2 separate regions of the Homo sapiens genome follow, and region 2 is linked to region 1. Evidence: read pairs that join two places in POLR2A ChIA-PET (ENCODE). Cell type or tissue: Caco-2. All regions are shown on one strand. Links, peaks and the distances in the headings refer to the core of each region. The heading gives the core; the rest is flanking DNA.

Evidence for each region. ChIA-PET counts read pairs that join two places held together with the same protein. Peaks named below come from ENCODE experiments on the same cell type or tissue, not always from the same donor. Only the 100,000 strongest peaks of a DNase experiment are listed, where the experiment ranks them.
Region 2: POLR2A ChIA-PET joins it to region 1 with 6 read pairs; 3 of 35 experiments call an interaction of 5 or more read pairs at or near these places.

What each region holds. Positions count from the first base shown.
Region 1 is chr14:63,395,079-63,400,460 of GRCh38, forward strand. PPP2R5E (protein phosphatase 2 regulatory subunit B'epsilon) reads right to left here. Exons shown (of 14, transcript NM_006246.5): 6 at 1,508-1,638; 7 at 148-207. Among named protein-coding and RNA genes, the nearest start is that of GPHB5, 79 kb to the left of the region's middle. In Caco-2, for the core only: no CTCF peak of the experiment used is centred there; a DNase peak (open chromatin) is centred at 2,183.
Region 2 is chr14:63,464,388-63,469,769 of GRCh38, forward strand. All of the region lies in intron 2 of PPP2R5E (protein phosphatase 2 regulatory subunit B'epsilon), which reads right to left. Among named protein-coding and RNA genes, the nearest start is that of PPP2R5E, 76 kb to the right of the region's middle. In Caco-2, for the core only: no CTCF peak of the experiment used is centred there; no DNase peak of the experiment used is centred there.

The sequences.
Region 1 (5,382 bases), core at 255-5,254:
AGCTGGAAAATATGCTAATAGGCACAAATGAGAGAGACCCAATGTACATACAGCAAGAGAACTAGGTGAGCATCTCTTGGTGCCACCTGAACCTAATTTTTAAAATAATATTCATCTGAGATTAGCAATTAGAAAAACCGTGCTCACCTTCCTAATATTTCCAGCAGTTCAGCTACACCATTGAAGTGTTCTGTTTCATAAACAAACCTGAGAGAAGAGGAGAAAAGGGAGGAGAAAGGAGGAGAGGAGGAGGAGAAGGAAGGGATAAAAAGAGGAGGAGGAGGAGGAGAAGGGGGAGGAGGAGGAGAAGAGGAGGAGGAGGAGGAGAGCGGGGAAGAGAGGAGGAGAGGGAGGACAAGGGGGAAGAGAGAAGGAGGAGGAGGAGGGGGGAAGAGAGGAGGAGGAGAGGAGGGGGGAAGAGAGGAGGAGGAGAGGAGGGAAGAGAGGAGGAGGAGAGGAGGGAAGAGAGGAGGAGAGGAGGGAAGAGAGGAGGAGAGGAGGGAAGAGAGGAGGAGAGAGGGGAAGAGAGGAGATGGGGGAGAGATGGGGGAAGAGAGGAGAGGGAGGAGAAGATGGGGAGAGAGGGGGAGGAGAGGAGGGAAGAGCGGAGGAGAGAGGGGAGAAGAGGGGGGAGGAGAGGGTGGAAGGGAGGAGGAGCAGAGGGAAAAGGGAGGAGGAGGGGGGAAGAGAGGAGGAGACGGGGGAGAGATGGGGGGAAGAGAGGAGGAGAGGGAGGAGGAGAGGAGGAGGAGGGGGAGGGGGAGAAAAGGAGGGAAGAGAGGAGTCGGGGAGGAGAGGAGAAGGGGGGAAGAGAGGAGGGGAGCGGGAAGATGGGGGAGGGAGAGGTGGGGGAAGAGAGGAGGACAGGGAGGAGAAGAGGAGGAGAAGGGGGAGGGGGAGAAAAGGAGGGAAGAGACGGGGGAGGAGAGGAGAAGGGGGGAAGAGAGGGGAGGGGGAAGATGGGGGAGGGAGAGGTGGGGGAAGAGAGGAGGAGAGGGAGGAAAAGAGGAGAAGGGGGAGGGGGCAGGAGAGGAGGAGAGCGGGGAGGAGAGGAGGAGAGGGAGGGAGAAAGGAGGAGGACAGGGGATAGAGGAGGAGGAGGAGAGAGGAGAGGAAAAGAGGAGAGGAGGAGGAGATGGGGGAGGAGGAGAAGGGGGAGGAGAAAAGCAGGGGAGAGGGAAGAGGAGGGGGAAAGTAGGGGGAGAGGAGGGATAGAGAAGAAGCAGTGGGGGGAGGAGGGAGAGGAAGAGGAAAAGAGGAGGAAGAGGAGGGTGGGAGGAGAAGATGGGGGAGGAGAGGAGAAGATGGGGGAGGAGAGGAGAAGATGGGGGAGGAGAGGAGGGGGAGGGGGTAGAGGAAGAGGCAGGAGAGTCAGTAGAATGAAGGAAGGCAGGCAGAAAGGGAGAAAGAGAAGTCAGTACACCGTTTTCAGATATTTGAGATTTACTTAATACTCATAAAAACACCAACTTTGCTTCTCCTTCTTCCCCCATCACACTCCACTTACCTTAGAAAAATATTGTTAATCTGTTTTCGGATAAATGCTCTAAGACCAAGAAACTTGCCATAAATTCTGTGTAAGACTGTTTTTAAGTAGTCCCGTTCCCGAGGGTCTTCGCTGTCAAATAGCTCCAGAAGCTGTTGTAAATGAAAGACATTATAGCTGTCAAAGGCGGTTTCAGAAAAGGATTTAGGAATTCTATTATTTAAAATCCCCTTCTTCCTTCCTCAAAAAATGTGTTGAATATCTATTATGTGCCAAGCACAGTGCTAGTCTTTGGGCATATCATGATAAACAAGTCAGACAAGGAGCTTATATTCCACTAAAGAAATACAAATACAAAATAACAACAATAAAAGTAATAATATGAATAATAGCTAATACACATATGGCACTTACTGTGATCATCAGGCAATTTTCCAAGCAATCTACATATTAATCCTCCCAATGAGATAGTTTTGTCCCCCTTTTACAGAAGAGGAAACTGGGGCACATAGGGTTAAGTAACGTGCCCACGGTCTCACAGCTAATAGGTGGTAAAGCTAGAATTTGAACCCCAGCAGTTGAGGCCAAAAGTCCGTAGCTCAACCACTGCACTATGCTACCTACTGATATTCCAAATATGCAGTTAAAATAAGCTGACTGCCTGTGGTGACTCATGCCTGTAATCCCAGCACCTGGGGAGGCCAAGGCAGGCGCATCACCTGAGGTCAGGAGTTTAAGACCAGCCTGGCCAACATGGTGAAACCCCGTCTCTAGTAAAAATACAAAAATTAGCCAGGTGTGGTGGCGGGCACCTGTAATCCCAGCTACTCAGAAGGCTGAGGCAGGAGAATCACCTGAACCCAGGAGGCAGAGGTTACAGTGAGCTGCGATCGCGCCATTGCACTCCAGCCTGGGCCATAGAGCAAGATTCGGTCTTTAAAAAAAAAAAAAAAAAAAAAAAAAAAAGGATAAGCCTTCAGCTCTACTAGAACATCTAGGAAAATGAAAAAACCTGAATCAAAACAAACATCAAAATGTCTCAATGATACTGGCAATGGTCCTTTTTAGATCCAGACTCTTGTTATGTAGGTGTGCTCACTCTGTAAATAGTCAACGAAGTGAACATTGATTATTTCTGTTGTATGTTATATGTGAATAACTTTTTTTTTTTTTTTTTGAGATGGAGTATTGCTCTGTTGCCCAGGCTGGAGTGCAGTGGCACGATCTCAGCTCACTGCAACCTCCGCCTCCTGTGTTCAAGCAAGCAATTCTCCTGTCTCAGCCTCCTGAGTAGCTGGGACTAAAGGCACCTACCACCGTGCCCAGCTAATTTTTTGTATTTTTAGCAGAGACAGGGTTTCACCATATTGGTCAGGCTAGTCTCAAACTCCAGAACTCAGGTGATCCACCCACCTCAGCCTCCCAAAGTGCTGGGATTAGAGGTGTGAGCCACCATGCCTGGCTGTGAATAACATGTTTAAGTTCCCAAACATTTGTAATCTAAAGTTAATAACCAAATCCTGATAACATCACATCTACATGCTCAAAATGAGGTCCACGCAACTAGTCCAAAAGAGGTAACAAGCTAAAGTTTCAGCCAAATGCCAGTGAGCACAACAGATTCAACTCAATCTCTATCAAAAGTTCTAGCTGCTTTGTTTTTGTATCATTGACAAGTTGATCCTAAAATTCATATGGAAATGCAAGAGAACCAGAAGAGCCAAAATACTCTTGAGGGAAACAAAACTTGAAAGATTCACACTTCTCTATTTCAAAACTTAGTCCAAAATACCAAGACAGTGTGGTACTGGCATAAAGACAGACATACAGATTAATGGAATAGAATTAAGAGCCCAAAAGTAAGCCCTCACATTTATGGTCAACTGATTTTCAACAAGAATGGTCAATAAACCATGAAAAGTGCTCTATTTTATTGATCATTACAGAAAAGCAAACCCTGGCTCACGCCTGTAATCCTAGCACTTTTGGAGGCCGAGGGGGTAGATCACGAGGTCAGGGGTTTGAGATCAGCCTGGCCAACATGGTGAAATCCTGTCTCCACTAAAAATACAAAAATTAGCCAGGCGTGCTGGCACATGCCTGTAATCCCAGGTATTCGGGAGGCTGAGGCAGAAGAATTGCTTGAACCTGGGAGGTGGAGTTTGCAGTGAGCCGAGATCGCGCTGCTGCACTACAGCCTAGGCAACAGAGGAAGACTCCATCTCAGAAAAAAAGAAAAGAAAAGAAAACCCAACCAACAAAGAGATACTCATTGGATGGCTATAATGAAAAAGAGGGATAATAAAAAGTGTTGGCGAGGATATGGAGAAACTGGAACCCTCATACATTGTTGGTAAGAATGTAAAATGGTGCAGCTATTTCAGAAAACAGTTTGGCAGTTCCTTAAATCTCCCACAGAGTTACTATATGACTAAGCGATTCCACTTTCATGTATATATCCAGCAGAACCGAAAACACATGTCCACACAAAAACTTGTACACAGATGTTCATGGGAGCAATATTCATAATAGCTAAAAACTGAAACAACCCAAATATCCGTCAACTGATAAACAAAATGGGATGCCATGGAATATTATTCAGCCATAAAAAGGAACAAAGTAACTGATACATGTTACAACATCAATGAATCTTTCAAACATCATGCTAAGTAAGTAAAAGAAACCAGACACAGAAGGCCATACAATGTATGACTCCATTTATGTGAAATAAGCAGAATAGGCAAATCCATAGTGACAGAAAGTAGAATGGGGAGTGGCTACTAATAGGTCTGGATTTCTTTCTTTTTTTTTTTTTTTTTTTTTTTTTTTTTTTTGAGACAGAGTCTTGCTCTGTCACTAGGCTGGAGTGCAGTGGCGCTATCTCGGCTTACTGAAACCTCCGCCTTCCGGGTTCAAGCGATTCTCCTGCTTCAGCCTCCTGTGGGTCTGGATTTCTTTGAGGGATGATAAAAACATCCTGCAATGATACTGTGGTGATGGTTGCATGACTCTGTAAACATACTAAAAACCACTAAATTGGAAACTTTAAAATGGTGAATTTTATGGTGTATGAATTACAACACAATAAATCTGCTACCTTTACAAAAAGTCAGTGTGCAAGTTCCTCTGGCTGAAGAACAAACTTGGAAATTGGTTTGAATGTTACTGAGTTGTTTTTTTTAACATTCATCATCATTGCAATAAAGCAAAATTCAGTTCTAGTGTCTTTACAGCAAAACATTTCAAGAGCACATAACACACAAATTAGACTACCATCGTCATCAAAAAGGCTATCCAGATATATGTAAGTTTGACCTCAGGTGATTTAGACATGAGGTTGACACTGACAGCAGAATAAAAACCTCATGGTCAATAATCGAATGTGCTTTTGTTCGGTGTTTTAATTTGAATAAAAGACAAGAGTTATGGACCAAAAAAAGGCCCCTCAAACATGGCAGGAAACGCAAACTAAAGGATGGTCTTCAAAAATAGGTAGAGACAGGACACAATTTTTAGCTACATAATGCCATCCACCATCCATCTATCATTCATTCATCTGTTCATTTTAAAAATGAGTATTTCAAGTAAATATTTATGGTGTGCTTATTAAAAGCCAGCCAGTGGGCGAGCTGTCAGGGATACAATGATAAGCAAGACAGATACAGTCTTTGCTTTCTCAGAGCCTATTCTAATGGGGAATACAAACAAGTAAATAAACAGCATGTTAAGTAGTTCAGGATGTTGTATAAATACACAGCAGACACATCTACTGTATTTGGAAGAAGTGGAGTGATCAGCAAAGGCTTCTAAAGGAAGAGACATCCAGGCTGACCGATGAAGAAATGAGGAGTTAGAAGTGGGATATGAGTGCTCCTCACAGGTTCAATAGTACATGC
Region 2 (5,382 bases), core at 81-5,080, 69 kb after region 1:
GAAGGAAGTGGGGTAGTCAGCCAAGGCTGTCTGGGGAAGAGTGTCCCAAGGAGAGAAATGGCAAGTGCAAGGTACTGTGGCAGGAAGAAGGAGCATGCTGGTGAATCTGATGATCAGCAAAGAAGTGAATGTGGCTGGAGCTGGAGTGGAAAGTGGGGAAGAAAAGGACAGAAGAAGAAAGGACAAGTGGCTGCAGAAGATCATCTTGGGTCTTGTGAAACACGGTGAGGACTTTGGCCTGGAATCTGGTTCTGAATTAGAATCACACTTTTACTGTTTACTGACAATGGACAAGCCACTTACTTCTCTGAGCATTAGTTTCCTTGCATGTAAAATTAAGAAAATATACTCTGGCCAGGCACGGTGGCTCATGCCTGTAATCCCAGCACCTCGGGGAGGCCGAGGTGAGCGGATTACCTGAGGTCAGGAGTTCAAAACCAGCCTGGCCAACATGGTGAAACCCCGTCTTTACTAAAAATATAAAAATTAGCCAGGTGTGGTGGCATGTGTCTGTAGTTCCAGCTATTTGGGAGGCTGAGGCAGGAGAATCGCTCAAACCCAGGAGGCAGAGGTTGCAACGAGCCGAAATTGTGCCACTGCACTCCAGCCTGGGTGACATAGTGAGACTCTGTCTCAAGAAGAAGAAAAAAAAAAAAAGACAAGAAAAGAAAAAGAAAATGTACTTCACAGGGTTGAGTAAAGATTAAATGAAAAATCATTTCTAGGGTGGAAAGTGCTTTCCACAAAAAAGTCATCATTCGTTTGACAAATATTTATCAAGTATCTATAAATACTGTATGGAATCAATTTCCTATTTCATAACTTATTAAAACTATCTTCTGTGCAGAAATACTTATATTTGCTATTTCTGGCACACCTTCAAAATTAGTTTTAAACAATTTTTTAATTTTATTCTGAAGTATTTCTAGAAACATTAAATTTTTGACCGGGCATGGTGGCTCACGCCCGTAATCCCAGCACTTTGGAAGGCTGAGGCAGGAGGATCACTGGAGTCCAAGAGTTCGAGACCAGCCTGGGCAACATGGTAAAACTCCACCTCTACAAAAAAAAAAAAAAAAAAAAAAACAACAACTAACAAAAGATTAGCCAGGCCTGTAGTCTCAGCTACTTAGGAGGCTGAGGTCAGAGGATGGCTTGAGCCCAAGAGGCAGAAGCTGCCGTGAGCCGTGATTGCACCACTGCGCTCCAGCCTCGGTGACACGGTAAGACCCTGTTTCAAAAAAAAATTTTTTTTAAAGAAACATTAATTTTTTGTTAAAATTTTATTCTAGTAATACCAAACTTGAATTAAACAAAGGCCATCTATTTAGAACTCTCAAATAACCATAACTTCTCTTCTGCACTTGTCTTTTAAGACAAGGAGCAAATCATAAAATCCTAATTTGATAAAAAGGAATTACGGAACAAATTTCCAGGATGTGCCTGAGAGTCAGCATCACTGAAGCCCAATTTTCAGTCAGGTTCAGAAGTATGAGAAACAAAAATCTTCAAGAAAAAAGATTATTTTTTATTTACGCCATGCTTATAAGGTAAGGAAATAAGTTAATGGAATTAAAGATTTTCAGCAAGCATGTAACATTCAATTGACCCTCCCTCCCCACAACCCGGCCAAAAAAACGGCAATAAAAGGAGACATTATTTTCAAGCATTTCAGTTAATTGAGGGTCCTTCCCCAAGAGATTACTTCTAAAGGGGATAAAATGGCCTATGTATTTTCCATTTGTTTTGAAGATTAACATCAACACCAATTGTTTCAGAATAAAATGAACCTGCAGCTATTTTAACAGCCCACTTATCTGTTAATTCATAATTTATAGTTGATCAAAGACATCATGAAACTTAAAAAAAAAAAGTTTTAAAAATACAAAAAAAAAAAAACAACAACAAGAGTCAATCCAATGTTGCAATGCCAGCTTAGAGATGCTATTTTTGAACCTCTGTTGGGATTTTAAAGTATGAGAGCTTAAGCTCCTGAGACTGACACAGGACTGAGAACAGTGGAATAGCTTCTAATCCCAAGAGTAATAAAGAGTGTAAATTTATAATTAAAGTCATAATCTCAGCAGTAAAATCCAGGGATGGCATGTAGTACACAGGCATGTAGTACACAGTCCCCTAATTGTGAAGCTCTCCCATGCTTCATACAAAAGATACTACTTAATTAATATAGTTAAATACAAATGTAAGTCCACATAGAACAGTTGAGGAAATCCAAAATTCAAATCTGAAATACCATGCCAAGAGACAAGAAACCCATTTCAAAGCTTTATTTCCTCGTGTGTATAAAAGCAGAATTATTCAAGCATAAAACAATAAAGACGGAGAAACTTACAAGTGTGTACTTACGTATGTATGTGTGTATACATATGTGTATACATACATATGTGTATGTATGTATGTGTGTATGAACAGTTTTGAGTATATGACTCCAAAATCAAAACTTGGAGAACAGTAATGCAGAGAGTTTAAAAAGGACAGCGAACGTGTCTGGGAAGCTTAACACTTTCAGAACAGAAAAGTATTTAAAAACATTATTGGCCGGGTGCAGTGGCTCACGCCTGTAATCCCAGCACTTTGGGAGGCCAAGGCAGGCAAATCACGAGGTCAGGAGATCGAGACCATCCTGGCTAACACGGTGAAACCCCGTCTCTACTAAAAATACAAAAAATTAGCCGGGCGTGGTGGCAGGCGCCTGTAGTCCCAGCTACTCGGGAGGCTGAGGCAGGAGAATGGCATGGACCTGGGAGGCGGAGCTTGCAGTGAGCCGAGATCTTGCCACTGTCCAGCCTGGGTGACAGAGCAAGACTCCGTCTCAAAAAAAACAAACAAACAAACAAAAAAAACACTATTTACAACATGTTCCTTCTATGCTGCTGGTTTCCTAGCCACAAAACATCCGTCTCCAAGGGTAAGACAGTCACTGAAACCTAAAGATATGCATGCTTACAGTGCAATTCTAAGCACAGCCTTTTTCTGAATTTTGATATAATTCAGCATTCTATGTCTAATACTGTAACCCAGAGTTTAGCTAAACATGCCATGGGGTAGTACAAACATTTTCTCTTCAGATTGTACTGAAAATGACTTTCCCTTTCAGAAAACATATTATATAACTCTATCTTCCACTTAAGGAGCCAGACCACATATGAGAAATAAGAGTTGACCTTAATAAGTATAATAAAGTTAAAACTAAGCTCGGCAACTAGGTCCACTATCTCAAAAGTCTGTCAGTTATAATTCTGGAAAAACATCACAGAAACGTTTAAGATGTCAAATGAATTCGATTTCTTTCAGCATAATTGGGAACTTGAAAAAGAAATGTAAGCCCATTCTGCATTCTTCCAGATGGCTGAGGTTGTCCTTGGGGTCACACACACACAGACTTTGAAATCAGGGGACCTGGGTTCCAATCAGGCTCCAGCTGGGCAATTTTGGGCAGTATAGTGTGACAGCTAAGACGATGGGCTACAGAGTTAGACTGCCTGGAGTCCAAGGTCAGCTTTGCCACTTCCTAGCTGGAAAAGCTTAGGTGAGTCTCTAGCCCTTAGTTTCCTCATCTATAAATGAGGGTATAATAACAGCACCTACCCCACAGAGTTTACTTAAGAATTAAGTGAGTACATAAAAATAAAAACACATAGAAGAGTATCTGGGACACATTTGGTGCTCAATAAACTTTAACTGCTAAATTAATGTTGTTGTTAAAAAGCACTGCTGAGCCTTAGTATCTTTTACAAAATGAGCCTAAAAACAGTAGCTTTGTCACAGTGATAGCACGAGCGTTTAAGACACAGAATGTTTACTGAATATTTTCCATATTCTAGGCATTGTGTGAAACACAATGCCAGTCTTTTTTTTCAAAAATGAACAATATAAATTGTTGATACATATAGATCTCCCCTCCCTTTTTGGTATGTCTGGTTGTGTAAGCATATTTGAAGAAAATAATATTGACCTTGACCTACTAATATAATACCCAGTGAAATAACTTCAAAATAAAGTTGTAACTTGATTAGAGGAAAGGTAAGATGCTGACTCAATAGGTGAGATGAGTCAGCTATCAGTACATGCATCAGCAACGTGTCAAACTCCTGAAGGGTGAAGAGAGTTAGCATTTGGATGGAAGAATGAATGACAAACAGAGCATCTGGGACAGAGAAGCTAGAATTTATGAAGACTGCAACAATCTGGATGAGCACTGCCAAAACAAGGATACCACTTGGGTCTCACACATCAAGGCTTCTTCTGATATAATCAGGTTTATGCAAAATGTGCAAAGGAAATAAATAAACAAGCAATGTTCGACAGCTTTGTCCTTGGAGCCAAAATTTTAAATTAGTATCATACTCACAAATATTAATACTTATATATACTAACTAAAAGTAATAATAGTAACTTACACTTAGAGTTCTTTACAACATATTCAAAACAAACAGTATTAACCTCCCACTAAAATAACATAAAATACTAAACCACTTCAAAGTATCTCTAAACCTTTCTTTTCCCCACACACTCTGTTATTTAGAGATCTAAGGACTTAACTAAAATTTTGCAAACTTTTAATTGCCTCCTAGAAGGGTTCAGACTAAGTCTGGAAGGGATATGATAGGTGGTTTCAACCTTCCCACAACACGAATTTGTTTAGAATCTACCATGTTTAACTTAATCATTCATTCATTCATTCCACAAATATTTACAGAACACTTTTTACATGCCAGGCACTAGTCTAGGCTATAAATATACACTATTAAGCAAAACCAAACTTCATGTTCTTAGCCTTCATGAAGCTTACAGACCAAATGGAGAGAAACCCTAATTAAATGACCATATAGATAAATATAAAAGTTAAAACATTTTACATTACAAAAAAAGGTACAAGAAGATATTATAAGGGCATATGTTGTAAAGAATGAAAACAAATGGATCTACTCTCAAAAAAAGTACAGTCCAGGGGGAAGCAAGATTTGCACCTATTAATAATGGCAAAAAATACAATTAAAGTGGCCGGGCGCGGTGGCTCACGCCTGTAATCCCAGCACTTTGGGAGGCCGAGGCGGGCTGATCACGAGGTCAGGAGATCAAGACCATCCTGGCTAACACGGTGAAAACCCATCTCTACTAAAAAAATACAAAAAAGTAGCCAGGCGTGGTGGCGAGCGCCTGTAGTCCCAGCTACTCAGGAGGCTGAGGCAGGAGAATGGCGTGAACCCGGGAGGCGGAGCTGGCAGTGAGCCGAGATCGTGCCACTGCACTCCAGCCTGGGCGACAGAGCAAGACTCCGTTTCAAAAAAATCAAGTAAAGTATCTGAATTTCATGGACCAAGTTGAGAGACAGAAAAGAAAAAAGCACCTGACAAGGAA